Regions from separate parts of the Mus musculus genome. Here all the other regions are linked to region 1. Evidence: chromatin loops called from intact Hi-C (ENCODE). Cell type or tissue: left cerebral cortex. All regions are shown on one strand. Each heading gives the region's core, and the rest is flanking DNA. Links, peaks and the distances in the headings are about the cores only.

Region 1 (11,018 bases), core at 1,291-9,290:
ACAAAAATCCCTTTCCTTAAAAGTCCATTTTCCAGAGGAATTGGGGAAGAAGTCTAGCCTTTCTCCACCTGAGCACAATTTGACAAACATGAATTGTCATGATCTGGAAAGAGCTCTGTGATTTTCAGAAGCTTTCAACTTTGTTCTTGTGATTGGGCCTTCACACTCATCTGAGGTAGCGGCTTTCATCCTTGCTCAGTGGGGAAGCAAAAACATTCCAGCAAGTGGAGTGTTTATTCTTCCCTCTTGGTCACTTTACTCCTCCACACTCCCAGACACTTGGCCAGCATCCTGGGAATGCACACAGATGCACAGGCCTCGCCTCTATTTTTGTGAAGCCTGACTACCAGCAGATAATTTGTGACAAGGACCAAAAAAGGCAACTCAAGAAAAAACTGTATTGCTCCAGAGAATAAGAGCCAAGCAGTCTATTGTTTAGAGAAGCGGGGAGGGGACAGGAGACAACTTGAACCAGTGGTTAAGACTCGGTGGACTCAGTTTTACTCTGTGCTGGTTAAGAGCAGGGGACAAATGGTATAGCCTGTTTTGAATTGTAGACCCCTCTTCCCCAAAACAGGTTTGTTTACAGTATTTCTATGGAGATCAAGTGAGAGGGTGTGCAACTCATGGAGCCAAACAGACTGAAGGACTGTGAGTGCCCAAGAATTGACTGCTAGAGATGGGGCAGATGATAACCAGCTCTTGACTTTTCAGTCCCCAAACCGCACTACATGTTCTCTTGCAAAGAAGGGAATCTATTACCAAGATCTATTATAATTTAATGGACATTTTTCAAAGTACATTTCCTCTCCACTGAAGTCTCTATAATTGCTTGGATAGATATTGTTGTCTGTATTCACAGGGCAGAAAATAGCAGCCCTAAGATGGGAAAGAAATCCTTCCTAGACACACTTCAGTAGCTAGACTGATTTCCTGATTCCTGTTTGAGACTTCCTTCCTTGAGATCTCCTGCATTTGTCTAGCACTTACAGAGCACTTACTAGGCACTGCTCCAGAAACTCCAAGCATGTTAATTCACTTCATCCTTATATCATCTCCTGCATCACCCCCAGCACCAACAGAGAGAAATGAGGCAAAGAGAAGGTAAATTGCTTGATTATATTTTCACAGAAGAGTTGGATTCCAACCTTGGTGGGCTATCAGGGGCATCCATTGGATGGAGTGCCATCATTGATGCTTCACGAGTGGGTTCATGTATTTCCTGGTGTGAGTTCTGTGTCTTCTATCTTATTCCAAGTTGAAAAGAATAAGTCTGCTATGGATTAGCTCCATCTCAAGGCATTTATAGCCTGGGTGCTGGACTGCTTTGTTGTGATGGGCTTTAATGTTTTCTCTGCTGAGATTAGTATGGTACAAAGACTGCAGAGTGTCAATCATAGAAGTTGACTCTTGGGGTAGAGTACTGCTCCTCTGAACTGTAGTGAGTCTTTGAAACTCTTTTGGATGCTAGCTACAACATTAAACAACAACACCAGCAACAACAGCAACAACAACAACAACAACCTAATATGAATACTTTACCCATCTGCATCTAACATTGTTAAAAACCAAGGTAAAACCATTAGGAAATTTGCAATTATAATTTCAAGAGTGTATAAATCAGAATCAAAATATTCTTAATCTGAAATAAAACCTTAGTTTGCTTTGTGGGCTAGAGTGGCTTTTGTAACTAAACAGATTACATCTAAAGATCAACTTTCTAACACACCTTGACTTCTCTGCCCATGAATTAGCTGCATCTCCACATAAAGCATGTTTTGGGTTTTTTGTTTGTTTGTTTGTTTGTTTGTTTGTTTTTTGTATGTTTTGTTTTGTTTTTGTTTTTGTTTTTTTTGTTTGTTTGTTTTTTGTGGTTGTCACACTGTCTAAATCTCAGGAGTAGATTTTAGCTAATGGGTCTCCTGCTTTTATCCAAAAATCAAAGACAGAGACATCTTCCCCAGTTTGGACATTCACTTTGTTTTATGAAGACTCTGTCCTGCTTTCTGAGTTAGGGAATAGAATAGTTTGTAATATTCAAATAAAAATGAGCATCTTTTCTTCTAATTTCTTCCCACTCTTAGGAACTTGTTCAGTCTTAAGTTATATAACCTTTCACAGAGGAAGAAGCTACAATGCTTGGTCAAATGCAGCAGCTCAGCTGCTCTCACTTCTGTAAAAGGCAAGGACTATGAGGAAGGAGTCGAACCCCTAGTCAAGATTGCAACACTGGTCATAGTTTCTCAACCTATTTGAGAAGAAAAGGGCCCAAGTTACTTACTCTTCTCCATGCCCAAGGCAGCCCAAGCTTGCAGACTCAGAGCTCTAAGCAAACATCTTTCTTAATTTATGAACTTACATCCTTACTCTTATAAACAGTGGGTCTAGAGTAGTGTCAGTTTCCCAGTCTATGGCCTCTTTCCCTCTGGAACATCTCACATACCCATGTTGGGTATTCAGCTCTGGACTCTTTCCTTGCAGTGGCAGTCTTTCTAGGAGGTTTGGCCTCTTTATTGAAGACATCCTCTCTTGGATGTAAGTTATAGGTTAGTACAGGCTCAGCCCACCATAGCAGCCAATCACTACTTTTGCAAACATTTTTTTTTTCTGGCTCGAAGTCATGCTCATTGGCTTATGCCTGTTGCCAAGATCCCATGGCCTGCTAAGCCAACAATATCAGATTATCAGAAAGGAGCTCATCCAGATATCTGTGACTCGATAAAATGCCGTGGTGACAGTAGTAATCAAACAGAAAAGTCACAATCCTTTCTTTCTTCCTGAAGTCTCTATGAGAGACCAGAGAAGTGGGGGATATACATTTAATGCATGAAAGAAAAGTGATTCCCTCATAAAAAGAAGCTATACTTCAGATTTCTGATATATCAACAAAAACAATGATTTTATATTCTATTCTTTCTCTTTCAACGATTTTTTTTCCCTCAGAACAAAGAAGATGGGCTCTAAGTTGGCGTGGTATCTACAATTCCAGAAATAGAAATAGGTGGTTAGTTTTAAACAAAAAAGGATTCTGACTCAGTAGTTTCCCCACACATGCTCCCCAGGATAGAAGGTACATCATAGGGCATACACCATCAAAGAATTCTCATATAAAACACAGTAGTACTAATGACAGCCAGTGAGTGATCTGCTGACCTTCAGAAAGCTGAGGGGGCATAAATGGCCACATATTTAATTGTTCGAAAATCATTGAGAAAATAACGCCAGGTTTTAAACAGGGTTAGAGCTGGATTGACCCAGCTGATTAAAAATGAGAATATTCAGAGTGTTCAGGGCTTTTCCTCTTTCCCTTCAAGAGCCTTGTCATACAACAGCCTGGGCTAAACATGCTGTGTCAATCTTGTCTTTTACATTTCCCGGGTGTTTTCTTCTTAGATCATGCAACAACCCTGTCATTATTTTAAATATTTTTGCCTGTAAAATGCAGAATACTTGCTCTGATTTTAATAGGACCCATGTGTGAAATCCTTTCTTTTTTTTTTTTTTTAAATCCATCGTTCTGATTCTTTCTGCTCTTCAGTACAGCACAGCTTGGTAGCACTAGGTACGTCTCGTTGAAAGTATGTCCATAAATATGTCCCTTGCAGCACAGAACAGCTTGTTAAATTGGCAGTCCTCAGCAGTGTGCCTAGAAAAGTTTGCCTCACTTGTGATAGTCCAAATGTAGGGCAGAACACAGCGTAACTTTTTATCTAATTTTACCAATTGACATATTCTTCAAATTTTTAACTACCTCGTGCCTTTTTCTTACAGTGCTACCACTTGATTTAAAAAGCAGCTGAATGTTCTCACAATGGCTGTGTGTGGATAGGAAAAATACCTGTTTTCTTATCAGATCTCAATTTGGGGAGAATACCGTGACTTAAACTGGATGCTCAAGCTCTTGTGAAAACAGGGTTCTGATAGGACTGCCACCATTGATGATCTCTGTCCTCGAGGTAGGCTGCTACTGCCATTGTGGCAAGGGTGGGACTCATTGATTTTAGTAATTCTAATTTAACAGATCTGTTTATTGACTATGGGCACTATTCTTAATGATGCCCTGTTATTGATCCTTCTATCCTTACATACTTTGATTTTCAAATCTCTTTGTTAGGATCCTATTAGAACCAAGGGTGACATGTCCAGAGGGACCATTGACCTGAGATTTAATGTTACAAGATGAGCTTTCAGTGTCACAGATGTTGATGCTCACCTGTAAGAGGAAACTCTTTTCTCTCTCCTGATGTATAGAGACTCCGGAACCACCACCTCCGTCTTCAAACCTTGGGACACCAGAGAGGCTTCCCTGTCATCTTGTTATCATACTGTTCAAAATTGCCCAAGTGTCATCCTGGGGAGAACCACACATCCAGACAGAAAGAAGCAGCACACACCTGAACATGGTCTCTGTGGAGGGCCCAGCTATGGGACAGAGGACAACCCAGAGACTGTGTTCTGAGTTCTTATCTTGGTGTCCACACCCTCCAGATGGTGGTATGTGCTTTAGGGTAAGTGGCCTGAAGAAAATGAATTCATTTTCCATGCTTAGTTCCTGTCTACAAATTTTACCACCCAGTAGGGAATTTGCCAGCCTCTGAAGAATCTGTTAGGAAATACTATTTTAGGAGCAATTTGTGAAGAAAGCCTTCTTAGAAATATTGAAATGCAAAAGTGGACTGTCTAGAAAGACACCTAAACTTCTACTCCTTGGTTGACCACAATGTACTCTTCTAACTTCAGGTGAGGGAGGGCCATCAAATTGAAATCATTGTAGTCCAACTTAAATGAAATGTATGAGACATATTGTCACCCATAATCTTTAAGGGTTAAGAGCATTACTCCCCACCTCTCTTCAAACCTAGAGATTCTGAGTTCTATTGGATAAGCTATTACCAGTGTGCTTTGGGGATGTACATTTAATTTATAGAAGCAGTCATTAAACTTGGATGATTCTAATACACTTGCAAGTTTGAGACTGCCCTATCAAATACTCCGTGTTTTCCTTAAGTTTATTGTGTAATCAATACAGATAATACTGGACAATAAAGTGAAATTTTAAATTCAAGTATAGTTCTTAAAAAATTAAATGTCCCTCAGACTTATTCTTAGGTTAATCTCACTAAAAGTATGACCAAAGACACTCTAAATTTTAGAATTATCACAGATAATTGAAAGAGAAAAACCTCTTGGTTTTTCCTCTGGACCATTTTACTTTTTTTTTTTTTTTTTTTTTTTTAGTTTGGTAAATGAAAAGGTAATTATTACCAAAAGCTGGAATTGCATGAAAATGTTTACAGTTGTCTTAGGAAGAAAACAGAAGAATGTGGAACTAATTGTGTTGATTCAAAATAATTATGAAACACAAATGAGCATTACATATAACAAGTCTCTTGACAGATAGGGTTTAACTCTGGGGATCAGGCTCAAATGAAGTTTAGAAAAAGAAAGCAGAACAGTGTAACGTTAGTGTGGTGATACCTAGGTGAGAAAACTTGCCCCCAGCACAGTGATTTGCATCACACTGAAGTCTCAGAGTTCCACTTCCTAAAGTTTGACTGATCTTTAAAGATAATGGCATGCTAATGTTTGCATAGTTTTCATCTCTGTTCCACATTAGATTGTCAGTGAGTTTTTCTTGGGAGGATTGGGAGTAGATCCCCCATGAGACCTCTGGATGCTACAGATGTCCTGGTACTACAGACACAAACGACCCCATTTGCAATCACTCGGGTTATTTGTAGGCTGCACCCAACTTACATGCATTATGGATTTGATTTGGTAGGATTCTATTTAGCCCAAAAGTGTAATGGAAAACATAGAAAGGGCCACAAACTTCAGAAAAGCTAGAGAACCAAATATAATTTTGAGTGTTCTATATAATACTGCATCTAGTCTTCCACTTTTGTAGGAAAATAATCAGACACCATTTCATATTAATAACTAACTGAAATCAGATATGAATCAGTATGTAAATTATAGACCAGGACAGACTAGTAGAAATAGAATGCAAGCCACAAAAATAATCTAATTGAATATATATATATATATATATATATATATATATTTACTCAACATTTTCATCATGTCATTTGAACACATGATATTCCAGCATTCTGCTTATCATACTAGGCCTGCATATTTACTTTTGAGTTAGTCACATTTTTTATACTCAGAAGCCACCTGTGGCTAGTGCTTGGCATCTTGCTCAACATGTAATTTGTCTGAGAAATCTTCTGAAGGCTGAATATTTTCCAAAGACAATGAAATATTGTTATTTTTGTTGTGATCTGAGAGCTTGCAGCTGCTCATGGGTATGGGTGAGTGGCTATGAGTAGGAGTGAGTGGGAAGCCAGCACCCTGCTGGTACATGTGAAGGCTACCTTGAGATTTGCCCAGGCTGTAGAGTGTGGGATTGTCCAAAGAAGCTTGTCTTTGTTCACTTGCTGCATTTATCATGTTGTCATGGCAGATGCTCAAGTTTGTGAGGATACAGCCTCTGCAGTACTTTTGTGCAACTGAATGGTTCTTTCAGATGTCTTTATTCACCTTTGCTTATAGTAGCCTCACCTTAGAAGATGTTTATGCTTCCCCTGTCGAACATGGTAACTCAGTGTATTAGTCTCATTTTTTTGGCTTTCACTGTTGTTTGGTTAACTAAAGACATGAAGCGGTAAGGAGACATGTCAAGGGAAGGCGTGATAAAGTCTGAGTTCCACAGGCAAATGTTGTCTAATTAACTTGTTTTTTATTTTTTTCTTTAGCTTGGAGTTTGTCGTATTAATTTCTCATTTTAAAAGAAATCTCAGCTTTCTTGTATAGTTTTATATTATTTTTTTGATTTCAAATAAGAAAATTATTAATCATACTTCTTAATGTATGGCATGACTTCATTGATCACTATAATCTCTCTTGAATAAATGGTTTAATTATATATCCTATCTATCATCTATCTATCTATCTATCTATCTATCTATCTTTATTTATTTATTTATTTTTATTAGATACTTACTTTATTTACATTTCAAATGTTGTCCCCTTTCCTGGTCTCCCCGCAGAAAACCTCCTATCCTCTCCCTCCCTCCCCCTGCTCACCAACCCACCCATATCTGCTTCCTGGCTCTGGCATTCCCCTACACTGGGGCATAGGACATTCACGGGATGAAGGGCCTCTCCTCCCATTGATGACCAACTATGTCATCCTCTGCTACATATGCAGCAGGAGCCATGAGTCCCACCATGTGTACTCTTTGGTTGGTGATTTACTCCCTGGGAGCTCTGAGAGTACTGGTTGGTTCATATTGTTCCCACTATGGGGCTGCTAATCCCTTCAGCTTCTTGGGTCCTTTCTCTAGCTCCTTCATTGGGAACCCTGTGCTCAGTCCAATGGTTGGCTGAGAGCATCCACCTCTGTATTTTTCAGGCACTGGTGAAGCCTCTCAGGAGACAGCTATAACAGGCTTCTGTCAGTAAGCACTTGTTGGCATCCACAATAGTGACTGCCTATGGTGATTGTATATGGGATGGATCCCCAGGTGGGGCAGTCTCTGGATGGCTTTTCCTCCAGTCTCTGCTCCACACTTTGTCTCTGTAACTCTTTCCATGGGTATTTTCTTCCCCCTTCTAAGAAGGATCAAAGTATCCACATTTTGGTCTTCCTTCTTCTTGAGTTTCATGTGGTCTGTGAATTATATCTTGGGTATTCCAAGCTTCTGGGCTAATATTCACTTATCAGTGAGTACATATCATGTGAGTTCTTTTGTGGTTGGGTTACCTCACTCAGGATGATATTTTCTAGTTCCATCCATTTGCCTAAGAATTTCATGAAGTTATTGTCTTTAATAGCTGAGTAGTACTCCATTGTGTAAATGTACCACATTTTCTGTATCCATTCCTCTGTTGAGGGACATCTGGGTTCTTTCCAGCTTCTGACTATTATAAATAAGGCTGCTATGAACATAGTGGATTATGTGTCCTTATTACATGTTGGAGCATCTTCTAGGTATATGCCCAGGAGTGGTATTAGTGGGTCCTCAGGTAGTATTATGTCCAATTTTTTGAGGAACCACCAAACTGATTTCCAGAATGGTTGGTTGTACAAGCTTGCAATCCCAGCAGCAATTCCTTTCTCCACATCCTTGCCAGCATTGGCTGTCACCTGAGTTTTTGATCTTAGCCATTCTGACTAGTGTGAGGTTGAATCTCAGGTTGTTTTGATTTGCATTTTTCTGATGACTAAGGATGTTGAACATTTCTTTAGGTCCTTCTCAGCCATTCAGTGTTCCTCTTTTGAGAATTCTTTGTTTATCTGTGTATCTATCTATCACCTATCTTATCATCTATCTAATCTAACATCACTAATTATCACTCACATTTGTCTGTTTTTTTCTTCTGGATGGACTTCTATCCATCTTTCTCATTTGATTCCCATTTATTAATTTCTCATTACTGTTTCCATTTTGGGCCTCATAGCATAGCCAATACTAAATCACAATTTACATTGGAACAGTGTAAACTGAAACAAAGATCTAAGTTAGTGTAGATACTCCAGTGGTGGCTGAAGTATGATAGGAGTCCCTGGTGATGAGTATTTCAGTAGTGATGTGTATGGCAGTCTTAAGAAATTTTGTTTTCTTGAAAGCAAACATAATCATTGTGAAAAAGATTCAGCAAAATAGGGATCAGCAGGACAAGGTTGGGTATGAGCCTAGCTAGTTGTCTCAGAGCACGTGAAAACTGGGATTCAGGTCGGGTCTGGTGCTTTAATCTGATTAAATGTGATGGTTCTAGGATGTGTTTTAGAACCAAAAACCTTGTGATGGTTCTGAATCATCCCAGTTCCAAGATTTATGAATACAAAGATTTGGTCAAGGTAAAAATCACTGCTTGTAGAGCAAGTTCTAATAACATGCACCCTTTCTTGGCATAGTATCTTAGAGTCTGAGTGTTGCTGAGCCTGGTGGCCCAATATTGCTTTGCTTAGAGTGTGGGAGAAACTGAAAACTGACTGAGAACTGGAACCTTTACAACAGCTGGCTCTAATGTTCTAGATTCCAAGACCACTGGGAATAGATTTCAGAGTCTTGTGATTTCCCAACAGTTAATCATCCAGTTTTGTCCTAGTAAAGAACTTCCTTTTAAACCACCAAGGACTCTGGGTTACATTACTGCTTGCTAGCATTTATGGGCCTGTCTTAGAGACAGTAGATAGATAACAATCTCTTGAGTGTAAGAGGTGAACTTCAAGTGTAAGTCTGATGGTTGCTGCCATAGTAAAAGGACGGGAGTATAGAGGCAACCACAATACATTGTCCTTGCCCAAATGAACACTAGTAATTTTCTTTGACTTTTAAGCAGTGCGTTGAGAAGAGACAACGATTGAATTACTTCACATTGCTCTGTGGTCAAGCTTCAGCATGTATAGTCAGCCCACCACATCCACAGATTCAAATAAATCACAAATTGAAAATATGTGGGGGAAAAACTATGCCAACATTGATCATGTTTAGAGCTTTTTTTTGTGACTATTTTCTGAATGAAATAATATAATGACTGTTTCTCTTGCAATTCCTAGGGTTACGTATCAGAAGTAATCTAGAGAAAAATTATAGTATGTATAGGTACTACACAAATATTATTAACAAATGCTAATGTAGAGGAGGGTTAAACATCTGCAGATTTTGAGACTCCTGGAGAGACTGAGAGGCAACATTATTTTATTCACAATCATATAGGTTGTTTTATGGACTATACCAAGAGGACACATGCATCATTTTAAATAATGGAATCATTGTGTCCATTGTCTCAACAAGCTTACTGTAAGCATTTGTTGCCTGAATGAATGAGCAAATGAGTAGGGATATTGGCTTGGATGTTATATACAAGTCTTGTATGCCACATACAAGGCTGTAGATGTCAGTTTCTGCAACATGAGAAGCACTGTTTATGAAAAGGTGAAAGAGCTGAGTCTAAAGACAATAAATGAGAGACTGTATCAGAACTACATATGACAAAATGTACATTATTATTTTATTATTATATATAATAGTGTCTAAATAATTATTCGTAATTAGTTCATTTAAATAACTTCATAAGTTTTATTACACAGTTGATAAATACTGCTCTTTGGGTTTTAAGATCACCCCTAATCTTTCCTAGTTTCCTACCAGTCATGAGATTTTTCTCTACCACTCTGTACTCTGACTGATAGCTCATTCATGGAGGTGGCTGCAAACTATTCAGTGTTCCAGCTTAGGTTCTTAAAGCTGCAGAAATCCACCTACACTTGCTTTTAGGCTCTGGTATTCTCAGTCTCAAGGCATGGCAAGGTTTGTGGTCCTGAGAGCTCATACACGGGTCCTGCTTTCAAAAGCCTGTGCCAGCTAATTCCCAGTGAAGGAGTCAGAGGGAAAGTTCACTGTCAGGGGTGGATAGGGTTAAAGTAGTATGAATCTAAACATCCACAGGGATAACAGATCATGTAGCAGGTAGTAATTAGATGAGCTATTAGCACTGGGTAGATGGGAAGAAAGAGCCCAATACACCAGCCAGAGATGGGAGACATTTGCCAACCTGATTAAAAATGAAGGACCTACAATACTAGCTTGTGCCAAATGTATGAACATCAGAGGAAGGCTGTCAAGTTAGTATTGCTGAGAGCTCTGCTCATATAGGCTAGGGTTGGGACCAAGTAGGCCTAGGGTGTGGCTAGTTGTTTCTGGGCCAGCAGCTCCTCTTCCAGATACTCTCCTATGTCCAAGGAAGCTTTAGCAGTGCAGTTATCTATCAGGCAGGACCATTTCTTCCTGGTCACCATGGTCTTGCAGCTGAAATGTGGTTTCTTTAGTCTTCTCTGGGGGGTTGGGGGGTGGAGAGAACAGCGCCCCCTAGGAACACAGCAAAGAGCAGGGTCATCTTCTGGCTTCCTAGGCCCTGCCTTGGTTGCAGCATAGGAACAGCGTGAAGAGCAGCACTGTCTTATGGCTTCCTGAACCATGGCCTTGACTGAAGCACACAGCTCC
Region 2 (11,018 bases), core at 1,349-9,348, 270 kb before region 1:
TATCAACTTGGATCTGTGTGCATCTCATTTCTGAACTGAGCTGGGGAAAGGAAGTGTGTTATTTGTAAGCTTTCAAACCTCAAATTTGTAAAAGAATCAGGTTTTAAGATCATTTTTTTAAAAACAGAATTTTATTCTTTTCTCATATAATACATCCTGACCATAGCTTCCTTTCCACACATTCCTCCCAATACTCTCACCATCCGTCTCCCCCAGCTACACTCCTTCCCACCTCCCCGAAGAAAAGAGCAAGCCTCCCAGGGATAGCAATGGAACATAGCACAAGATATAATAAGACTGGGCACAAACTCTCACATCAATGCTGAGCAAGGGAACTGAGAAAGAGTAAAATGCTACCAAGAGCTGGCAAAATAATCAGAGACACTCCCACTGCCATTGTCAGGAGTCCCCCAAACACCAAACAGCCATAATATATTTGCAAAGGATCAAGTGTAGATCCACTCAAGCTCTGTGATTCCCACTTCAACCTCTGTGAGCCCCCATGTTTAATTATCTTCTGGGCCACGTTCTCTGGGTGTCCTAGACCCCTCTGGCTCCTATAATTTCTCCTCTCCCTCTTCTGCAGTATTTCCTGAGCTCTAGAGGGAGGGTCCTGATGGAGATCTACAACCTGGCCTCTCTGTCTGGCTAATGTTTGGCAGTGGGTCTTTACATCTGTTCCAACCAACTGCTGGAGGACATCTCTCTGATGACAAGAGACTGGACAAGGCACAGAAGATCATTCTTTTTATGGCATTGAAAAGGCAGGGTTAGTAAGAACTGAGCTCCCAAAGTCAATTTTGTTAAAAACAGAAACCTCAGCTGAGCTGATATATGGAAACTGTCACATACACTCACTGTGTATGACTTTTCTCCATGATAGAGATGGTGCTGGTGAATACTGAGGCAGAGTTGTGATGGAATGGTGATCTCTAGGCCTCTGCCAGTGTGGGAGGGACAATAAGAGAGTGAAGTGAAATGGGAATGAGATCTGGCCAAGGAGCTGTGGGACTGAACAGTCATGACAGGAAACGAAAAGAGACATTCTTATGACTTGAATCTAAACTGTCCTCTGAAGGTTTGGTTACCAGTTGATGGGCCTCTGAGAAGGGAATAGATTATAAGGATCTTAACCTTCATGGTTAACTCATCAAAACTTCATGGGTGGCTGTACTTCCACAGGGAGGCACCTGCTTAGAGGGTGGTTCCTGGGGGGGAAGGACTTTAAAGGGCGTATCATTTCTGGGTCCTTTTCAGTTTCACTCAACTTCCTGGTCATGATCCCATCTTGCTCCATCATGTACTTTCTGCTGTGATATCTACCTTACCACACAGACCCAGGAATGATGAAGCCCCCAAACACAGACCTGCTATAACACCCACGTATCACACATAGGCCCAGTAGTGATGGAGCCCCCAAGCACAAAGGGAGGTCTCTGAAGCTGAGAGAAAAAGCAGATTTCCTCTTTTCAGCTCTTCCTGATGGAACACAAGTTTTGTTCATCACAGTAACAAAACTGACTAAAAACATACCATATATACCCTGTCCAAAACAAATTGGGTCATGTCAAAAAATAAAATGAAAGGAAAGAAGGAAGGAAGGAAAGGAAGGAAGAAGGAAGGGAAGAAAGGAGGGAGGGAGGGAAAGAAAAGGGAATGTGAAGTGAAACCTTGATAAATACAAGATTCCAAGCCCAGGCATTTTTCACGTTGGGACTACTTTGAGGAGCTTGGATCAAAGCATAGATAAAGAAGAAAAGTGACTCAGGAACAGAAAGATAATTAAACAAGGCCACAGACATTGGGCTCTCTTTACTACAGTAGAAGAGTTCTGTCATCTGAGCTAGTCATGATGGTTGAGTGAATTCAGACTGAGAAGTGAATTGGTCGGAAACAAAGGTACACAGTTAATTTAAACCAGACTGGTGAGTGAGTATCTTTCAAAATACTAATTTCTTGTGCTAAACAAGTTTAAAAGCCACTGTGTGGAACAGTTTGGATCCAGTTTGCGTGTATCTCTCAAAGGTTATGTGCTATAGGTGTAATTCTTAGTGGATGATTCTGAGGTGGTAGAACCCGTAAGAGGTGAGGCCCCATGGAGAAAGGTCAGCCCACTGGGGAATCTTTCCTCACCAATAATTAATGGTTAATCACACTAACCATGACATGGTTAGTGTGAGAGTTGTAGGAAGAATGAGTGTTTGATTTCCATTTTCCTGCGACCTGTGATGCCCTGAGCAATCTTGGTGCTGTCCCCTTGTTCTTAGCAGAGGTCAAATAGATGGAGGTGCTCAGCCTTTGGAATTACTGAGCTAAATTCTTCATAGAGTCTCATCTTCTACTATTTTGTTATAGCAGAAAACGCAATAATTTAGTGCACATCACTGTAACCTTTATTTTGATATCTGATATTGATTGTCAGCTGGATGTGAAAAGGTTCATGAAGGCAAAGCAGTGATTTTTTTTCTCCCATTTTGTGAAATCTGATGCCTTCATCCTCTGAAGACAAGCCACCCACAAGGGGATGATGAGGCACACTGAACAAGTAGAACTTGGCTATTAGAGTGGTCCACGGGTGAGCTGGAGCCACATCATCTGAACATGTTAGAAATGGAGACTACCTGGGAGCATCTCAGAGCCAATGGCAAAGAATTTGTGGTTTACCAAAATCAATTTGTTAAGAACCAATACAGTGTACCTTCAAGCTTCAATTTCTGAAGTTTTATGACTTTTAAACATTTAGCTCTAATGTATTCCCTTTATAATTCTATGACCAAGTAGGTAATTATGGTCTGGAAGTCATTTCAGACATCTTTCCTCCACTGAACCCATCTATCCCACAGTGCATGCACACGTGGACAGGGCTGTTATTGAGTCCCCAGGAGTGCTGACACAATTTCTCCTCAGGAAACTGATTACATTAAAAACATTTTTTAAAATTTCTTCACTTAAAAACATATTTTTGAAAAAACCAAAACAAAATAAAACAAAAACGTCAGATCCATGAATGGTGGAAGTGTTTCCATGTTCGAGGTGGGCCATTACAGCTCCTCAGTGTGTCATGAGCACAGGGCTTGGTTTGTACGAAGTGGACCATGTGGAGGGGAAAAAAACCCTTAATTATATCAGTAACTCTGATTTTATTTTTTTACAGTGTAAACAGACTTTTGCAGAATTCATAATTACTTACAAATGCTAATGCTGACTGTATTTTAAAATCTAAAAATTTCTGTCATTGGAGTTGTGTCTTGAAAATATGTTTATCTATCTTAGTGCAAATGCTTTCTAGAATCCTGGAAAGGCATTTAAATTTTTTTGAGGCACTTAAGCTCAACAGCTAATGGAAGATCATGTATTTAAATAATTTACACTTCCATCTGGCTGAAAGAACACCAGGTGGAAGTCTCTGGTCGGGACGAGTCTGTTACGTGGAAGGAAATGTTTGCTCAAAATAAATGAAAGGCAAACATTTACATGCATTCTGTCTTTTTGTCTGCGTGGGTAGACTCCTGCTTTTCTATTCTAATGTTCCCAGGCCTGGATTCCATCTTAAACATTCACTTTGTGTTGCTGAGGGTCCAGAGGAGTTCCATTAACGGAATGCTTGCCACTGTTTTATTTTCTTCTTCACAGCCTTTTGATCACTAGCAATTATTGTCTCTCTTTCTCATCCTTTCTGTATGCCAACCCGAAATCAAAAGGGGCTGCCCACTTTCTGCAGGAGAGAGGAAGCTGAGCTTCCTGGATGAAGTTTTCCTTGTTGCTGGGCCAGCTGGCAAATTTTATGTTTCCCACCGAGTGTCACATTGTGCTGTCAAAGGCTTGGTTTTGTGAGTTGACTTCTGATAGGCACTTTCTGCATCTTACCTGTCAACTCCACAGTGGACTTCCTCATTTGCAGCATGTGGCTTGCAAGCACAGACCGAGCCTGCCAAGCCAAGAAAAATCCTATGGAGTGCTCTGCTTACCAGCCCTTTTCTGCTCTTCATGTTTGCCAGACATACTCTTCTGTGCTTGGGCTCATTCAATGTGTGGGTGTCTGTGTATTGATAGGGACACATGGGAATTTCAGCACTATCCACAATGTTAACCCTAAAGGGGGGAAATCCAGGCTTGAGTTCTGGTATCCTAAAGGAGAATTTCTGGTTATGGAGGGGGTTTTCTCCAGGGTTATAAACTGGCTCTCTTAACATCTCACTCTCCAGCTTGTATGGGCATGCATTCAATAGTTAACAGTAACTGCATAAATGTTTGGAAATCAGCCTTTGTAGCCCATGTATTTCAAGAATTTCAAAATATTACAGTCTCTAGATTCTATCAAGATCACACTTAGGTTTATCTTCCAAGCTTCTAAGACTCCCCATGAAAAGAGATCACAAAACCTGTGGAGGCTTCAAACTCGTATTTTTTTTTTAAACCAGAGCCAAATGAAACACAAAAATTCCAAATGTTTCAAGTTTTATTCTAGGTTTAGAAGTGACACATTTTTGATTCAGCTCTAAATCTGAGGATCTTCTCTCTTTCATTGCTAGGAACAAGCCAGGCTGAGCTGGGCTGGGGTGTGGGGAAAACCTGAGTACACCCAGAAAGACCACCACCCTGCCGTATGCTCCTCATCAGGGGATGGGGTTTCGACCTATTACAAAAAAAAGTATTGGTCCCAGGAAGGAAAGTTGCTCAGGGAATTTCTCTGGGTACACTGTAGGGTATGCTTTGGCCACTCCATTTGCACTGGGCAGGAGTTCTTTCTGTTATCACTTTTTCTGTTTAGCATTTGGGCTTAGACCAGAAAGAAGGCTTCTGAAAGATGGGGTACTGAGCCTACTACACATCATGGGACTCCTCCTACCTCTGTCCTTGGCTGGTCCAAAGGTTTCAGGCCGTGAAGCTGGTATACCCAGGAGCATGGGTATTGCAGTAGTCACCCCCAGACGGGGCCACTCCGAGTCACCCGTGGAAGCAAAGTCAGCTCGCAAATGTTCAGTGTCAAGAGAGTGCCCACATCAACTGTGAGGTCTTCCTGTCTCTTTCTTCTGTAGCAGTCGCCACTAATTCTGGTGCTATAGAACACTGGGCAGCTGACTCAAAATTGAGAGTGGTGCTTGAGCTTTATCAATGTATGGAAAGCATATGGCCAAGCTGTCTTAGTAAGCTTGGCAAGGACACTATTTAATATTATAGACATCATGTTAAGCAAGCAGGGCTCATGAGGAATATTCAGAAAAATCTCTCTATTCATTTTCCTTACTGTTTGCTTTTCTTTAGTTCCAAAGGCCACACTCTCAATTTTGAGTCAGCTGCCCAGTGTTCTATAGCACCAGAATTAGTGGTGATTGTTAGAGAAGAAAGAGACAGGAAGACCTCACAGTTGTTGTGGGTACTCTCTTGACACTGAACATTTGCGAGCTGACTTTGCTTCCGTAGAACATTGATACAGGCTGAATGTTTGAGTCTCTACAAGTCCAGGTTGAAATGCCAGCTCTCAAAGGGTGGAATTTAGAAGGGGAGCTTTTGGAAGGTAAGTAGGCTGTGGAGGTGGTATCCTCTTAAATGAGATGAAGAACCTATAGAAAAGAGGCCCAGAAAAGGTTCTTTACCCTCTCATATAAGGACATAAAAGCCCTTATTAATGTGTCAGGCAGATAGAGAGCCTACCAGATACCATAGCTGTTGGTGCTATTGGACTTCTAATTTCTAGAGCTATAAGAAGACACACTTATTGTTATTAATAAGTCTCTCAGTTTGCATTTTTTGCTACAGTACCTCAAATGGACTAACAAGTTCATGACTTACACTGTACCTTTCTCTCACATGCTCTCTCTGCCCTTATCACTAACATTTGAAGGTTTCCCCTACTTAATGTCCACTTGATGGTTCATTTCGTTCCCCAGACCTTGGGGTCACCTCATTATCCATGTGGTCACAAGCTGAATCTCTGTTAGCTTTTCTTTTCTTTTTTAAATTAGATATTTTCTTCATTTACACTTTAAATGCTATCCTCTTTCCCGGTTCCCCCTCTGAAAACCCTCCCTTCCTTTCCCCTTCCCCCTGTTTACCAACACACCCACTCTAGCTTCCTGGCCCTGGCATTCCTCTATTCTGGGGCATAGAACCTTCACAGGACCAAAGGCCTCTCCTCCCATTGATGACCAACTAGGCCATCCTCTGCTACATATGCAGCTAGAGCCATGAATCTCACTATGTATTTTCTTTGGTTGGTGGTTTAGTCCCAGGGAGCTCTGGAGGTACTGCTAAGTTTATATTGCTCCTCCTATGGGGCTGCAAACCCCTTCAGCTCCTTGGATATGTTCACTAGCTCCTTCATTGGGGACGATGTCCTTAGTCCAAGGGATGGCTGTGAGTATCCACTTCTGTATTTGTCAGGCACTGTCAGAGTCTTTCAGCAGACAGCTATATCAGGCTCCTGTCAGCACGCTCTTGTTGGCATCTGCAATAGTGTCTGGGTTTGGTGGTTGTATATGGGATGTATCCCCAGGTGGGGCAGTCTCTGCTCTACACTTTGTCTCTGTAAGTCATTCCATGTGTATTTTGTACCCCGTTTAAGAAGGATTAAAGTATCCACACTTTGGTCTTCCTTCTTCTTGAGTTTCATGTGGTTTGTGAATTGTATCTTGGGTATTCCTAGCTTCTGGGCTAATATCCAATTACCAGTGAGTGCATACCATGTGTATTCTTTTGAGATTGGGTTTCCTCACTCAGGATATATTTTTTAGTTCCATCCATTTGCCTAAGAATTTCATAAATTCATTGTTTTTAATAGCTGAGTAGTACTCCATTGTGTAAATGTACCACAGGTTCTGTCTCCATTCCTCTGTTGAGGGACATCTGGGTTCTTTCCAGCTTCTGGCTATTATAAATAAGGCTGCTATGAACATAGTGGAGCATGTGTTCTCATTATATGTAGGAGCATATTCTCGGCATATGCCCAGGAGTGGTATTGCTGGATCTTCCAGTAATACTATGTTCAATTTTCTGAGGAACATCCAGACTGATTTCCATAGTGGTTGTACCAGCTTGCAATCCCACCAGCAATGGAGAATTATTCCTCTTTCTCCACTTCCTCACCAGCATCTGCTGTCACCTGAGTTTTTGATCTTAGCCATTCTAACTGGTATGAGGTGGAATGTCAGGGTTGTTTTGATTTGCATTTCCCTGATGACTAAGGATGTTGAACATTTGTTTTTTTTAGATGCTTCTCAGCCCTTTGGTATTCCTCAGCTATAATTCTTTGTTTAGCTCTGTACCCCAATTTTTTAATAGGGTTATTTGGTTCTCTGGAGCTCTTTGTATATTTTGGACACTATTCCTCTATCGGATTTAGGACTGGTAAAGGTCCTTTCCCAATCTATTGGTGGCCTTTTTTGTCTTATTGACAGTGCCTTTTGCCTTTATAGAAGCTTTGCAATTTTATGAGGTCCCATTTGTTGATTCTTGATCTTATAGCACAAGACATTGTTGTTCAGTTCAGGAATATTTCCCCTGTGCCCATATATTTGAGGCTCTTCTCCACTTTCTCCTTTATAAGTTTTGGTGTCTCTGGTTTTATGTGGAGGTTTTTGATTTATTTGGACTTGAACTTTGTGTAAGGAGATAAATATGGATTGATTTGCATTCTTCTACTTGCTAACTGTCAGTTGAGCCAGCACCATTTGTTGAAAAATGCTGTCTTTTTCCCCCCACTGGATGGTTTTAGCTCCTTTGTCAAAGATCAAATGACCATAGGTGTGTGAGTTCATTTCTGGATCTTCAATTCTATTCTATTGATCTACCTGCCTGTCATTGTACCAATAGCATGCAGGGTTTTTAAAAAAATTTTATTTTTTACTTTTATTTATCACAATTGCTTTGTAGTACACCTTAAGGACAGGGATGGTGATTCCACCAGAAATTCTTTTATTGTTGAGAATAGTTTTTTCTATCCTAGGTTTTTTGTTATTCCAGATGAATTAGTAAATTGCCCTTTCTAACTCTGTGAAGAATTGAGTTGGATGTTTGATGGGGATTGCATTGAATCTGTAGATTGCTGTTGGCAAGACGGCCATTTTTACCATATTAATCCTGCCAATCTATGAGCATGGGAGATCTTTCCATCTTCTGAGGTCTTCTTTGCTTTCCTTCTTCAGAGACTTGAAGTTATTGTCATACAGCTCTTTCACTTGCTTAAAGTGACACCAAGTCATATATTATTTATGATTACTGTGAAGGGTGTTGTTTCCCTAATTTTTCCTCAGCCTCTTTATCCTTTGTGTAGAGAAAGGCCACTGATTTGTTTGAATTAATTTTATATCCAGGTACTTTGCTGACATTGTTTATCAGGTTTAGGAGTTCTCTGGTGGAATTTTTGGGGTAGCTTATGTATGCTATCATATCATCTGCAAATAGTGATAGTTTGACTTCTTCCTTTCCAACTTGTATCCGTTTGATCTCCTTTTATTGTCTAATTGCTCTGGCTAGGATTTCAAGTACTATATTGAATAGGTAGGGAGAGAGTGAACAGCCTTTCCTAGTTCCTGATTTTAGTGGGATTGCTTCAAGATTCTCTTCATTTAGTTTGATGTTGGCTACTGGTTTGCTGTATATTGTTTTACTATGTTTAGGTATGGGCCTTGAATTTTTGATCTTTCCAAGACTTTTATCATCAAGGGGTGTTGGATTTTGTAAAATGCTTTCTCAGCATCTAACGAGATGATCATGTGGTTTTTATCTTTGAGTTTGTTTATATAGTGGATTACGTTAATGGATTTCCGTATATTAAACCATCCCCGCCTCCCTGGGATGAAGCCTACTTGGTCATGATGGATGATCATTTTGATGTGTTCTTGGATTCGGTTTGTGAGAATTTTATTGAGTAGTTTTGCATTGATATTCATAAGGGAAATTGGTCTGAAGTTCTTTTTCTTTGTTGGGTCTTTGTGTAGTTTAGGTATCAGAGTAATTGTGGCTTCATAGAATGAATTGGGTAGAGTGCCTTCTGTTTCTATTTTGTGGAATAGTTTGAGGAGTATTGGAATTAGGTCTTCTTTGAAGGTCTTATAGAACTTTGCACTAAACCCATCTGGTCCTGGGCTTTTTTTTTTTTTTTTTTTTTGGTTGGCAGACTATTAATGACAGCTTCTATTTCTTTCAGGCATATGGGACTGTTTAAATTGTTAATCTGATCCTGATTTAAGTTTGGTACCTGGTACCTGTCTAGAAAATAGTCCATTTCATCCAGGCTTTCCAGTTTTGTTGAGTGTAGGCTTTTATAGTAGAATCTGATGATGTTTTGGATTTCCTCAGATTCTGTTGTTATGTCTCCCTTTTCATTTCTGATTTTGTTAATTAGGATACTGTTCTTGTGCCCTCTTATGAGTCTGGCTAAGGGTTTATCTATTTTGTTGATTTTCTCAAAGAACCAGATCCTGGTTTTGTTGATTCTTTGAATAGTTCTTGTTTCCACTTGGTTGATTTCATCGCTGAATTTGATTATTTCCTGCCATCTATTCATCTTGGGTGAATTTGCTTCCTTTTGTTCTAGAGCTTTCAGATGTGCTGTCAAGCTGCTATTGTATGCTCTCTCCAGTTTCTTGTTAGAGGGACTCAGAGCTATGAGTTTTCCTCTCAGTACTGTTTTCATTGTGTCCCATAAGTTTGGGTATGTTGTGGCTTCATTTTAATTAAAGTCTAAAAAGTCTTTAATTTCATTTCTTCCTTGACCAAGTTATCATTTAGTAGAGTGTTGTTCAGTTTCCACGTGTATGTGGGCTTTCTATTATTTATGTTGTTATTGAAGATCAGCTTCTGTTTGTGGTGATCTATTAGAATGCACGGGATCATTTCAATCTTCTTGTATGTGTTGAGGCCTGTTTTGTGACTGATTATATGGTAAATTTTGGAGAATGTATCATGAGCTGCTAAGAAGAAGGTATATCCTTTTGTTTTAGGATAAAATATTCTAAAGCTATCTGTTAAATCCATTTGTTTCCTAAGTTTTGTTAGTTTCACGGTGTCACTGGTTAGTTTCTGTTTCCATGACCTCTTAATTGATCAGTGTGGGGTGTTGAAGTCTCCCATTAGTATTGTGTCTGGTACAATGTGTGTTTTGAGCTTTACTAAAATGTCTTTTATGAATTTTGGCTGCCCTTGCATTTGGAGCATAGATATTCAGAATTGAGAGTTCATCTTGGTAGATTTTACCTTTAATGAGTATGAAGTGCCCCTCCTTGTCTTTTTTGGTAACTTTGGGTTGGAAGTCGATTTTATTCGATATTAGAATGGCTACTCCAGCTTGTTTCTTGGGACCATTTTCTTGGAAAATTGTTTTCCAGCCTTTTACTCTAAGGTAATATCTGTCTTTGTCACTGTGGTGGGTTTCTTGCATGCAGCAAAATGTTGGGTCCTGTTTGTGTAGCCAGTCTGTTAGTTTATGTCTTTTTATTGGGGAATTGAGTCCACTGATATTAAGAAATATTAAGGAAAAGTAATTGTTGCTTCCTGTTATTTTTGTTGTTAGAGTTGGGCCTCTGTTCACGTGGTTTTCTTCTTTTAGGTTTGTTGAAAGATTAATTTCTTGTTGTTTCTGTTTTGTGTAAATTTGGTTTTGTCATGAAATACTTTGGTTTCTCCATCTATGGTAATTGAGAGTTTTGCTGGGTACCATAGCCTGGGTTACATTTGTGTTCTGTTACGGTCTGTATGATACTTGTGCAGGATCTTCTGGCTTTCTCTGGTGAGAAGTTTGTTGTTATTCTAATAAGTCTGCCTTTATGTTACTTGACCCTTTTCCCTTACTGCTTTTACTATTCTTTCTTTGTTTCATGCATTTGGTGTTTTGATTATTATGTGATGGGAGTAATTTCTTTTCTGGTCCAAAATATTTGGAGTTCTGTAGGCTTCTTGTATGTTCATGGACATCTCTTTCTTTAGTTTATGGAAGTTTTCTATTATAATTTTGATTAAGATATTTACTGGCCCTTCAAGTTGGAAATCTTCCTTCTCATCTATACTAGTTATTTTTT
Region 3 (11,018 bases), core at 1,257-9,256, 420 kb before region 1:
CTTCATCTCAGGTTTTCTTTCATTTTTACCCGCCCCCCATTTGTTCTTTACAAGCTTTGGAATGTGTGAGTAGCATCAGAATTTATCAGTTTTCCTTGCTCTTTGCTTCTGTGAACCACTTGTCAAGACAGCGTGACCTTTTCCAATCAATTTCTTACGAAGCCTAGAGACTAACTAGCCTTCAAACCTGCTTCAAGAGGTCAAAGAGTAGGTTTTACTTGATGACAAGCTGGAAACATCAGCTGCTGTTAATAATTTTCACTGTGTTTACCTAAGTGCATGTGTACTTTGATCTGTGTTACAATTGAGGCATCAGTCTCTCTTCTAAAATTCTCACTGCTTTAACAGCATAGGTTCATGGACACAGGAATTTATCTATCATGTACAAACTAGGTTATAAATTAGTCCATTTTTGAGCAGGACCCAGGCACCCAGGAACTCTACCCAACCAGTGGCACCCTTTCCTTCCGGTCTGGGCCAGTGCCCTGAACAGACCTTGGGCACAAACTCTGCAGCCAGTCTCACAACACCCAGAAGAAGCTCAAATCCCAGCTGTTCTAATAAACCCAGGAGCCAAGGATCCTAGAATCCCAGGAGCTTGGTCACACCAGGATCTCAGGGTCTCAGAGGCAGTTTGAATCCCAGGAGCTTTGACACACCCAGGATCTCAGGATCACAGAATCATGGGACCACAGAGACAGCTGAACTCTTAGGAATTCTGACACAACCAGGATCAGAGGAAGGACAGGCTCCAGTCAGATATATCGAGGGCAGGTAACACTAGAGATAATCAGATGGAGGGAGGCAAGCATAATAACATAAGCAGCAGAAACCAAGGCTATTTGGCATCACCAGAACCCAATTCTCCCACCATAGCAAGTCCTAGATACATCATCACACTGGAAAAGCAACGTTCAGATCTAAAATCACTTCTTATGATAGTGATAGAGGACTTTAAGAAGGCCATAAATAATTCCCTTAAAGAAATACAGGAGAACACAAGTAAACAGCTTGAAGCCCTTAAAGAGGAAACACAAAAATCCCTTAAAGGATAATAGGAAAACACAACCAAAAAGGTAAAGAAACTGAACAAAACCATCCAGGATCTAAAATTGGAAATAGAAACAATAAAGAAATCACAAAGGGAGAAAACCCTGGAGATAGAAAAACTAGGAAAGAGATCAGGAGTCATAGACGCAAGCATCACCAACAGAATATAAGAAATAGAAGAGAGAATCTCAGGTGCAGAAGATACCATAGAAAACATTGATACAACAGTCAAAGAAAATACAAAATGCAAAAAAGCTCCTAACCCAAAACAATCAGGAAATCCAGGACACAATGAGGAGACCAAACCTAAGGATAATAGGTATAGAAGAGAGTGAAGATTCCCAACTTAAAGGGCCAGTAAATATCTTCAACACAATTATAGAAGAAAACTTCCCTAACCTAAAGAAAGAGATGCCCATGAACATACAAGAAGCCTACAGAACTCCAAATAGATAGGAAAAAAGAAATTCCTCCCGACACATAATAATCAAAACACCAAGAAATATTATTAAAGCAGTAAGGGAAAAAGGTCAAGTAACATATAAAGGCAGACCTATTAGAATTACACCAGACTTCTCACCAGAGACTATAAAAGCCAGATGATTCTGGGCAGATGTCATACAGACCCTAAGAGAACACAGGCTACTATACCCAGCAAAACTCTCAATTACCATAAATGGAGAAAACAAGATATTCCACGACAAAACCAAATTTACACAATATCTTTCCATAAATCCAGCCCTACAAAGGATAATAGATGGAAAATAGCAATACAAGGAGGGAAACTACGCCCTAGAAAAAGCAAGAAAGTAATCTTTCAACAAACCCCAAAGAAGTCAGCCACACAAATATAATTCCATCTCTAACAAGAAAAACAGGAAGTAGTAGCAATCACTTTTTCTCAATATCTCTTAAAATCAATGGACTCAATACCCCAATAAAAAGACATAGACTGACAGACTGGATACGTAAATAGAACCCAGCATTTTGCTGCATATAGGAAACTCACCTCAGTGAAAAGACAGACACTACCTCAGTGTAAAAGGTTGGAAAACAATTTTCCAAGCAAATGGTCCCAAGAAACAAGCTGGAGTAGCCATTCTAATATCAAATAAAACCGACTTTCTACCAAAAGTTACCAAAAAGGATAAGGAAGGACACTTAATACTGGTCAAAGGAAAAATCTACCAAGATGAACTCTCAATTATGAATATCTATGCTCCAAATGCAAGGGCACCAACATTCATAAAAGAAACTTTACTAAAGCTCAAAGCACACATCACATCACACACAATAATAGTGGGAGACTTCAACACCCCACTTTCAGCAATGGACAGATCATGCAAACAGAAACTAAACAGAGATACAGTGAAACTAACAGAAGCTATGAACCAAATGGATCTAACAGATATTTATTAAACATTTTATTCTAAAACAAAAGGGTATACCTTTTTCTCAGCACCTCATGGTACCTTCTCCAAAACTGACCATTTAATTGGTCATAAAACAGGCCTCAACAGATACAAGAAGTTGGAAATAACCCCATGCATTTTATCAGATTATCACAAACTATGGCTGGTCTTAAATTCCAACAAAAACTATGGAAAGCACACATACACATGGAAGCTGAACAATGTTCCACTCAATGATAACTTGGACAAGGAAGAAATAAAGAAAGAGATTAAAGACCTTTTAGAGTTTAATGAAAATGAAGCCACAACATACCCAAACTTATGGAACACAATGAAAGCAGTCCTAAGAGGAAAACTCAGAGCTCTGAGTGCTGCCAAAAAGAAACTAGACAGAACATACACTAGCAGCTTGACAGCACACCTGAAAGCTCTAGAACAAAAAGAAGCAAATATACCCAAGAGGAGTAGATGGCAGGAAATAATCAAACTCAGGGCTGAAACAAAATATCAACCAAATATAAACAAAAAGAACTACTCAAAGAATCAACCAAACCAGGAGCTGGTTCTTTGAGAAAATCAACAAGATAGACAAACCCTTAGCGGGCTTAACCAGAGGGCACAGAGACAGTATCCAAATTAATAAAATCAGAAATGAAAAGGGAGACATAACAATGAAATATATCTTAAAATATTCTGTTTGTTAAATGCTAACAGTTGAAAATATTAAAATCCTGTTCTACAAAAGCAATAAACGTATGTCACTCCCTCACATGAAGTAAGGAATTTTAACCACTAAGACTTGATCTGATGGCATCTTCCACTTTCCCTAGAAAGTGGCACAAACATTCGTGATCCAAATGGTTTCCAGGAATCCACATATCAGATCTGTGCTCCACAGAAGGATAGGCGAAGGAGCAAGGAAGTGAGTGCATACCCCATTAATGACATTTTCTGAAACCACTTTCAAGTGTGCTTAGTCATTGCTGACGTTTAGTAATGCCACTTCACTGAGCTGCAAATAAATCTATACCAAGAATATAAAAAAATAGTCCATTTCATGGTCAGACCTCAACTAAGGAGGCAGCATCCAGAAAAAAACCCTAGATGGGGTGTAGACCAGCACTGGCTACTGGCTCTGGGGCTGTGGCCTCTGTTTCATAAAGCAAAACTCTTGGACAAGCTTCCTCTGATTGCTTTCAGTTTGACATACTGTTTTGCAGGTAACAAATAGAGGTTTGGATGTTTATCAGTGCATGAGTTGGGGTGGAGCTCAGTGGTAAATTGTGTGCTTATCGCATGTAAAGTCCTGGGTTCAATTCCCAGCCAGTACCACTACTAACATAAAATGATTTCTGAAAGGTTGCATGTCATGTTAAAAGAGTGGATTCCAGGGGTGGAGTGGTGATGGGTACCCATCCATGAGGAAGAGCAATGGGAAAGAATTCCTTTTTAACCCTTTCTTCACTTGCTTCCCAGATGCTGGCATAAACAGTTTGCTTTCCCAAGTGCTCCCAAAGCAGTGTCTTGCTGTTGTTTTGGGCAATTTGATTTTGGTTGGGAGCATCACTGTATTAGTGAATTTCCTCAGGTGTTTTATTGTAGACAGAAAACTGGATCATACCTTGCCTAATTATTGCCCCCTGATAGCCAGTGCTTGCAGACTGTATGAAGGCTGAGAAACAGATGCTGCCTGACATCCATTTTCTCTATTGTTGCTTATACCACCGGCTTTAGCTTCACTCTGCTTCTTTGTTCTGTTTGGAGAACAGGGCTCCATCTTGTTCTTCTACTCAAGTTTAGTGTGGTGTTGTCTGTGGAGACACTCACCAGAAATCTGCATGGCCGAACTGACCTTCAGTTATACCATTCTATCATTCCTTATTCTTTTCCTAATATATGGTAGGTATTCTTATTCAATTTTATTTTAGTTACTAATGTATCATAGGTTTATGTTAGAAAGAACAACCAATTTGTTTATTTTCATGTGGATGAGATATTATTTTTTTCTACTGGCAATAGGTAAGGAAAGGCGAGGGTTTCAGATAAAGTATAAGACATTTGCTAGCAATTTAAATTTTTAATAAATAACACAAGGATATTTTTTCATATAAACATATTCAATTGTTGTTTATCTGAAATTTTAATTAAACTAGGTGTCTTTTCCCCCTCATGTGTGTGATGCAACCCTCTCTCGGTCTAGCCAATAGTCTATATATCTATCATATGGAGCCTAACAGAGTAGAGTTTCAGAGTGGCAGCAGGCATGGTCCCTCCTCTCCTCCTCCTCTACTGAGCCATCTGAATTATAAACATAGGCGTATGTTTATCCACTCTTCCACTTGTCTTGATGCTGTGCCCGAGGAGTGAAAGGTATATGCACTGTGCGAATGAGTGGACGCTGAGCCTCAGGTCCCACTCATGGGATTCTGAAGAGCACACAGAGCTTCCCTTGAAGATTCTGCTGCGTTCCTCCCCACGGGAAACCCGCATGCTTTCCAGATTTGCTGTGAAGGAGAGGTGAGGAGGTAAAGCAGAACTGCAGTGTTTTCAGCATGTCCTTAGTTCTCCAGATGATGCATTCTTTACTTTTAGTGTGTGTGTATGTGCATACACGTGTATGTGTGTGCACATGTCCCTGGATGTGCGTGCGCGTATATGTGTATGTATGCCACAGTGTGCATTGGGAGGTCAGAGAACAACTTGTGTGAGTCCATCTCCTACCATCTCAGGCCTTGGCAGCAATGCTTGCTATTACTGAGCCATTTCGCTGGTAGGCATAAACATTTTTCTTGGTAGGGTTATATATTATAAATGGTTTGCTACATAGATTAACTTATACTTTGTTCTATCAAATAAATGACTTTAAGTAATCAAAAAGACCTTTTCTTTCTTGTTTATTGGCAAGGTTGAGGTCGACCAGGCTTTTGGTGCTTTTCCTAGACAAACCACAAGATGGCAGCAGAGAAATGCTCATTTAAATTTCTCCTCTACAGGATTGCTACAAGTGCAGTAGGAAAAAAAATAAAAATAATAATAATAAAAATAAAAATGAACCCTAGTGACTTAGTTCTTTCTCAGCAGAGTGGCCAGTCAGAGCTCGCGGTGATTTCTGTCAGAAACAAAGAGTGTTTTATTTTCTTTATTAAAGTTAGTTTCCTTGTAGGCTGTGTTTAGAACAGTTAGATGTGGCGGTGTAGCGGTGTGCAGCTCTCCACGGGGTGGTGGTGGTGGTGGTGGTGGTGGTGGGCATCTCACTGAGCATTTCCCAGGTGATCAGCTGAGGAGCAATACACCTGGGCACTATATATCTTCCATCCCTCGCTCCTCCCCTTCCAGCAGATTCCATAATTTACAACCAGCTGGCCCCACCACACAGAACAGGAAAGAAAGGCCGCTCAGCGCACAGAAGCACTGGGCCACAGCACTGAGTACAGGAATCCAGAGAGTTGAAAACGAGCTCTGTAAGTTCTGAGCCTTGACATCTTGGATCTGAATTTCCGCGGGTGTGCTGAAAGGCTCTCTGAAAGGTTTGTGCCAGTGGCCTCCCGGAGTGGCTGGGATGAGAAAGGCCAGGAGCACCGCTAAAGGGGAAGGAAGGGGGAAAGAAGTGATTTGTAGGTATCAGGGCCAGCCTTGAGGAGAGAGTGGGAGGGCCAGAGGAGACTGGGCTGTGGAGGACTTGTCCCTCTGCAGTTCTCACCTGGACTCACTTCACACCCCACGTTGTGGGGTCTGCTCTCAAGTTTCCCCAGTGAGGACTTAACAATAGACTGTGGCAGGGTTTTGTTTTTTCCCCACTGAAGCAAAGAGGCTGCATTTCTGTTAATGACCTGGATTTTCTAACTTTAGGGTCATGAACTTCTTATGAAGTGACAATAGTATGTTCTATAGATACTATAGTAACAAATAAGACATCGTTATCCACTACTTGTTACATTAGAGTTCTTTGTTCCCCAGCTTAGGAACTTACACACACACACACACACACACACACCCCTCTGAACATGGATTTTTGTTTGTATAAATATAGGATGCTTGTTGAAAGTCTTTTTTTTTTTTTGTTTTTGTTTTTGTTTTGTTTTTTATACAGAAGTGAACAAAACAGGAAATACACTTTCCCACAATCTCCCCTGGGAAGCTTGTAGCTATCCTTCTGGAGATTATTCCAAAACCAAGATAAAGGTGCATATCTTTAAACAAAAGGAGACTTCACTGATACTGCTCTGCAGTTCCTGTTTAAATTTCACTCAGCCATAGGCATCTTCCACAAGTGCAGAGTTCCCTGCTGGTGACACGGAGTTCTCCAGGGGTGCTGCTGATAGGTGGCAGGTTTTTGTTTTTTGTTTTTGCTATGGTAAAAACGCCGAAGGAAACGATTTTGTGTATTTAGTTATGTACTTAAAATCTAACTCCCTTTTTCTTTTTCTTTTTTTTTTCAAAATGTGGAACCACCAGTGAAATAACTAATGAAAGCAAGCGATTACGTTGTAGACAGAGAATATCAAACAAGAACATGTTAATGGAACTCTCCTTTCTTTCTTACATTGTCAGGTGAAGTTGGTACTTGGCCCCGCTGGCTAGCCACATAGAGGTTCAGCTTCTCCACAGCAGGGATAATTTGAGAACTCCCTCCATCCTTGAAAGGGCTGTCCATCCGTACAGGGAAGTCTCTAGGAGCTTGGACAGGCGCTGGTGCAGGGTACTCCTTTGCTGGCTTTTATCTGCACAGCCAGCAGGCCTGAAATCTGGGCTCTCCGGGGAACCCCTGCTTTCCTTAGATTTCTCCATGGTGTGGGAGTTTTAAGGAGCTGAGGGTTTGAAGTAGGGGAAGCAGTGCTTTGTGCAGGGGAAGAGGGCCTCTGAGACTGCTTGTCTGCCGGTCCAGCGGAGCTTGTCTGTTTGCCTGGGGGCACTCAGGCCTCATGCAGCTGGTGACTGTGGCAGGCGCCTTTAGCGGTGCTCCTGGCCTTTCTCATCCCAGCCACTCCGGGAGGCCACTGGCACAAACCTTTCAGAGAGCCTTTCAGCACACCCGCGGAAATTCAGATCCAAGATGTCAAGGCTCAGAACTTACAGAGCTCGTTTTCAACTCTCTGGATTCCTGTACTCAGTGCTGTGGCCCAGTGCTTCTGTGCGCTGAGCGGCCTTTTGTTGTTATTTATCACGCTTAGAAAAAGCTCTCTTTACACTCCAATGTTCACACAAAAGCATCTGTTTGTGTTCTGGCTTTAATTGCTGGAAGTGTTGTAGAGTAGACTGTACTCCCATTGTGTGTTTGGTGTCTAAGGCAACATTAAGGTTCCAAGTGCCTTGTGACTTAGCAAACAGCAATGTTATGGTCTTGTGAGTAGCATGCACATGAAGGGGATCTACACACTTTCTGTCTGCTATAGCTGTAGTATTGTGTCTTGGTGAAGTTTAAGTAGTCAGGGCAGAAGGAAGAACTCTGCAGTCAGTAATGGTGACAAGTGAGGCAGGTGAGTGAATTGTTTTTGTGGCTGAGCAAAATTGACAATGAGTACCATCAGGGAACGATCTTCAGTGCGTAGGGAAGGCTGATAGGCAAAGGAATGAACCTGGGCCCCAAAGAAGAGTGGAAAGTAGAGGCCATGGGGAGTTTTGTGTTCTAGTGAGAGTCCAGGTAAGGCCTTCTCATGAGATGGGGAGATGGTGTTTGAACAGGGTCAGCCTGGAGCAGATGGAGAAAGCACACAACGACAGAGATTCTGTATGCGTATTGAAAGTGACCTTGGCAGTGTTTCCTGATAGTGCATCTCCCTAGTATGGCTCCAAGGAATGAAGACATTTTTTTGTTTTAGAGATGAGACCTCACTATTTGCCAAGACCAGCCTTAAAACCCTGGGCTCAACTGATCCTTCTGCAGCAGCCTCTAGCATGGCTGAGGCTGCAGGCATTCACACTGTAACTGGCTCTGAGAGACCTCCTAAAAGGCTGAGTAGAGAAGCAGAAGAAACTTAAAAGATAGGGCATGGGAAGAACAGCGAAGAGAACGGCCTGGGAGAGCCTGTGTATACAGCACCGTCTGCCTCGGAGCTCTGCACTGTGTTTCTAGGACTGCAGCCATTCCTCATGGCCCTCCTGCCTGCCCACTATCTCTCTCTTCACCCAGTAGCTCCCAGGAGCCTCTGAAAAGCCAAACCTTTCTACTGCTCCACTGGAAACCAGAAGTGGCTTTCCATGTCGTTTCTGGCTTGCGAGGTCCCATAGGGCCAGCCCTCCTCCCTCTCTGGATGGTCTATGTGTTCTGTCCATCTGGTGCAGCCTGAGCTCCTTGTTCAAATGCCATCTAACCATCCCATAAGCAGGCCCTCTCTTGGCTCCAAAGACTCCTAACCTGTCCTCAAGGCCTGTAGGACTCCATTATGGTTTAAAGAGTGAAACTGCCTGTTTCAAGCAGAAAATTGCCCGTGTCAGCAAGAAGAGTGAGTTTATAGGGGAAAAAAGGAGAACAGCAAGAGAGAAAGTTGTGGGAAATAGTTATGGCAAACATCAATAAAATTTGGCAACCAATTCAGTGTTGTGTCTGGGATGGAGGGAGAATTCCATGTGACCTGAAGGCTTTGGGTTGGTGCTTTTGAAGAGATGCTGGTTGTCTTTCCATCACTTAGAAACGAAAATAAGGGGGAACCAGGCAGAAACACTAGGTAGCTGATCTCATGAGTTGCTTGACTTGATGAGGAGAGGAGACAGGACACCTCGAATCCCGTAAACCAATGAGCTCCTTGAAGATGCCTAGGCACCCTTGGACTTCAGGTGGTATCCTGCTGTATCATGGTTATGTGGATGTTTTAGGTGAGATTTCTGGACCATGGGTGATGCAAACATGGTTGGCAAGGATTTCTAGACCTTGTCCTCCAAGTATCCCAACAGGATTGGAGGTAATTTTTTGTTCCTGCTTGGGAACAAATTTTGGGCAGAACAGAGATAGGGAGAGATATATAAATCAGGCATTTAGATGACTAAAGGACATGATGAAATTCCTTCTGCTTTTGTCATTGTAAACGACTAGGTGACAAATAAACTTCCTGACCGTTTTCTGAACAGGTCATGCAACAGATGCCGCCGTCCATCCATAGTGGACAGCTTTACCTTCACAAAGGAAACCTTCGTGCCCCCAGAAGCTGCTGCTCCTCATCTTTCTTATTCAACAGAACTTGCTTAGGCCCTGCTTTGTGTCCATTGCCAGCCACATTTTAAGAATGTGAAATTGATTAAGGATGTTGAACATTTTTAAAGGTGCTTCTCAGCCATTCAGTATTCCTCAGTTGAGAATTCTTCGTTTAGTTCTGTACCCCATTTTTTAGTGGGGTTATTTGAATTTCTGGAGTCCAGCTTCTTGAGCTCTTTGTATATATTGGATATTAGTTCCCTATCAGATTTAGGATTGGTAAAAATCCTTTCCCAATCTGTTGGTGGCCTTTTTGTCTTATTGACAGTGTCTTTTGCCTTACAGAAGCTTTGCAATTTTATGAAGTCCCATTTGTCAATTCTTGATCTTACAGCACAAGCTACTGCTGTTCTGTTTAGGAACTTTTCCCCTGTGCCCATATCTTCGAGGCTTTTCCCCACTTTCTCCTCTATACATTTCAGTGTCTCTGGTTTTATGTGGAGGTTTTTGATCCACTTAGATTTGAGCTTTGTACAAGGAGATAAGGGACCCTGATACAGCTGTTCCCTGTGAGGCTAGGCCAGTGCTTGGCAAATACAGACGTGGATGCTCACAGTCAGCTATTGGATGGAACACAGGGCCCTCAATGGAGGAGCTAGAGAAAGCACCCAAGGAGCTAAAGGGTTCTGCAACCCTATAGGAGGAACAACAATATGAACTAACCAGTACCCCCCAGAGCTCGAGTCTCTAGCTGCATATGTAGCAGAAGATGACATAGTCGCCCATCATTGGTCTTGCAAACTTTATATGCTCCAGTACAGGGGAATTCCAGGGCCAAGAAGTGGGAGTGGGTAGGTAGGGGAGCAGGGCAGGGGGAGGGTATAGGGGACTTTCGGGATAGCATTTGAAATGTAAATAAAGAAAATATCTTAAAAAAAACAATGTGAAATTGAGCAAGGCAGGACAGAGCCCTGAGATGGTATAATTAGGGAGACATTCAAAGGAGCCACGGACACATGACGCTGAATTCACAGGAGATAGCTTAGACTTTTCAGTTACAGAGATGTCTCTATTTCTTTCCCATGTGACTTTGGGAAGAGTACCTTTGGTTCTCATTGACCTTGTCTGAAAACTTCTGTCCTGCCTCTCAGGAGGAACAACATTTGAAGAAGGAGGAATGTGAGCAGTAAGAGGTTTAAAAAGCCCACAGGAGGACTTACTGCAACAGCATGAGGTAAGATTGACCCTTGGCATTCCTTTAACATCCACACTGTTTGAAATGCCACGGGCGCGCGCGGCAGCCAGCGCGGTAAGTGCATCACCTTCATGGTGCTGGCTCTGTAAAGCAGGTGGCAGGAGCAAGTTGTTTCAGACAGCTGGAGGGAGGGAGCTCATTGTTTCAGACAGCACTGGCTTTATAAGGCAAG

The links. Peaks named below come from ENCODE experiments on the same cell type or tissue, not always from the same donor. Only the 100,000 strongest peaks of a DNase experiment are listed, where the experiment ranks them.
Region 2: a loop joins it to region 1, with 3 times the contacts of the local background. A loop is called at or near these places in 2 of 42 quality-filtered maps.
Region 3: it touches region 1 in a loop (4-fold over the local background); 2 of 42 quality-filtered maps call a loop at or near these places.

The regions. Positions count from the first base shown.
Region 1 is chr3:18,633,069-18,644,086 of GRCm38, reverse strand. Gm30789 (predicted gene, 30789) reads left to right here and starts at 992. Exons shown (of 4, transcript NR_166210.1): 1 at 992-1,104; 2 at 3,772-3,956; 3 at 4,252-4,508. In left cerebral cortex, for the core only: no CTCF peak of the experiment used is centred there; DNase peaks (open chromatin) are centred at 3,058, 3,637, 4,446, 6,403 and 1 more place; H3K27ac peaks cover 908 bases.
Region 2 is chr3:18,898,825-18,909,842 of GRCm38, reverse strand. No RefSeq gene overlaps it. Among named protein-coding and RNA genes, the nearest start is that of Armc1, 260 kb to the left of the region's middle. In left cerebral cortex, for the core only: no CTCF peak of the experiment used is centred there; DNase peaks (open chromatin) are centred at 3,504, 3,945 and 4,512.
Region 3 is chr3:19,056,791-19,067,808 of GRCm38, reverse strand. No RefSeq gene overlaps it. Among named protein-coding and RNA genes, the nearest start is that of Armc1, 100 kb to the left of the region's middle. In left cerebral cortex, for the core only: CTCF peaks have their summits at 5,404 (motif pointing right) and 6,770; DNase peaks (open chromatin) are centred at 5,426, 5,826, 6,100 and 7,249.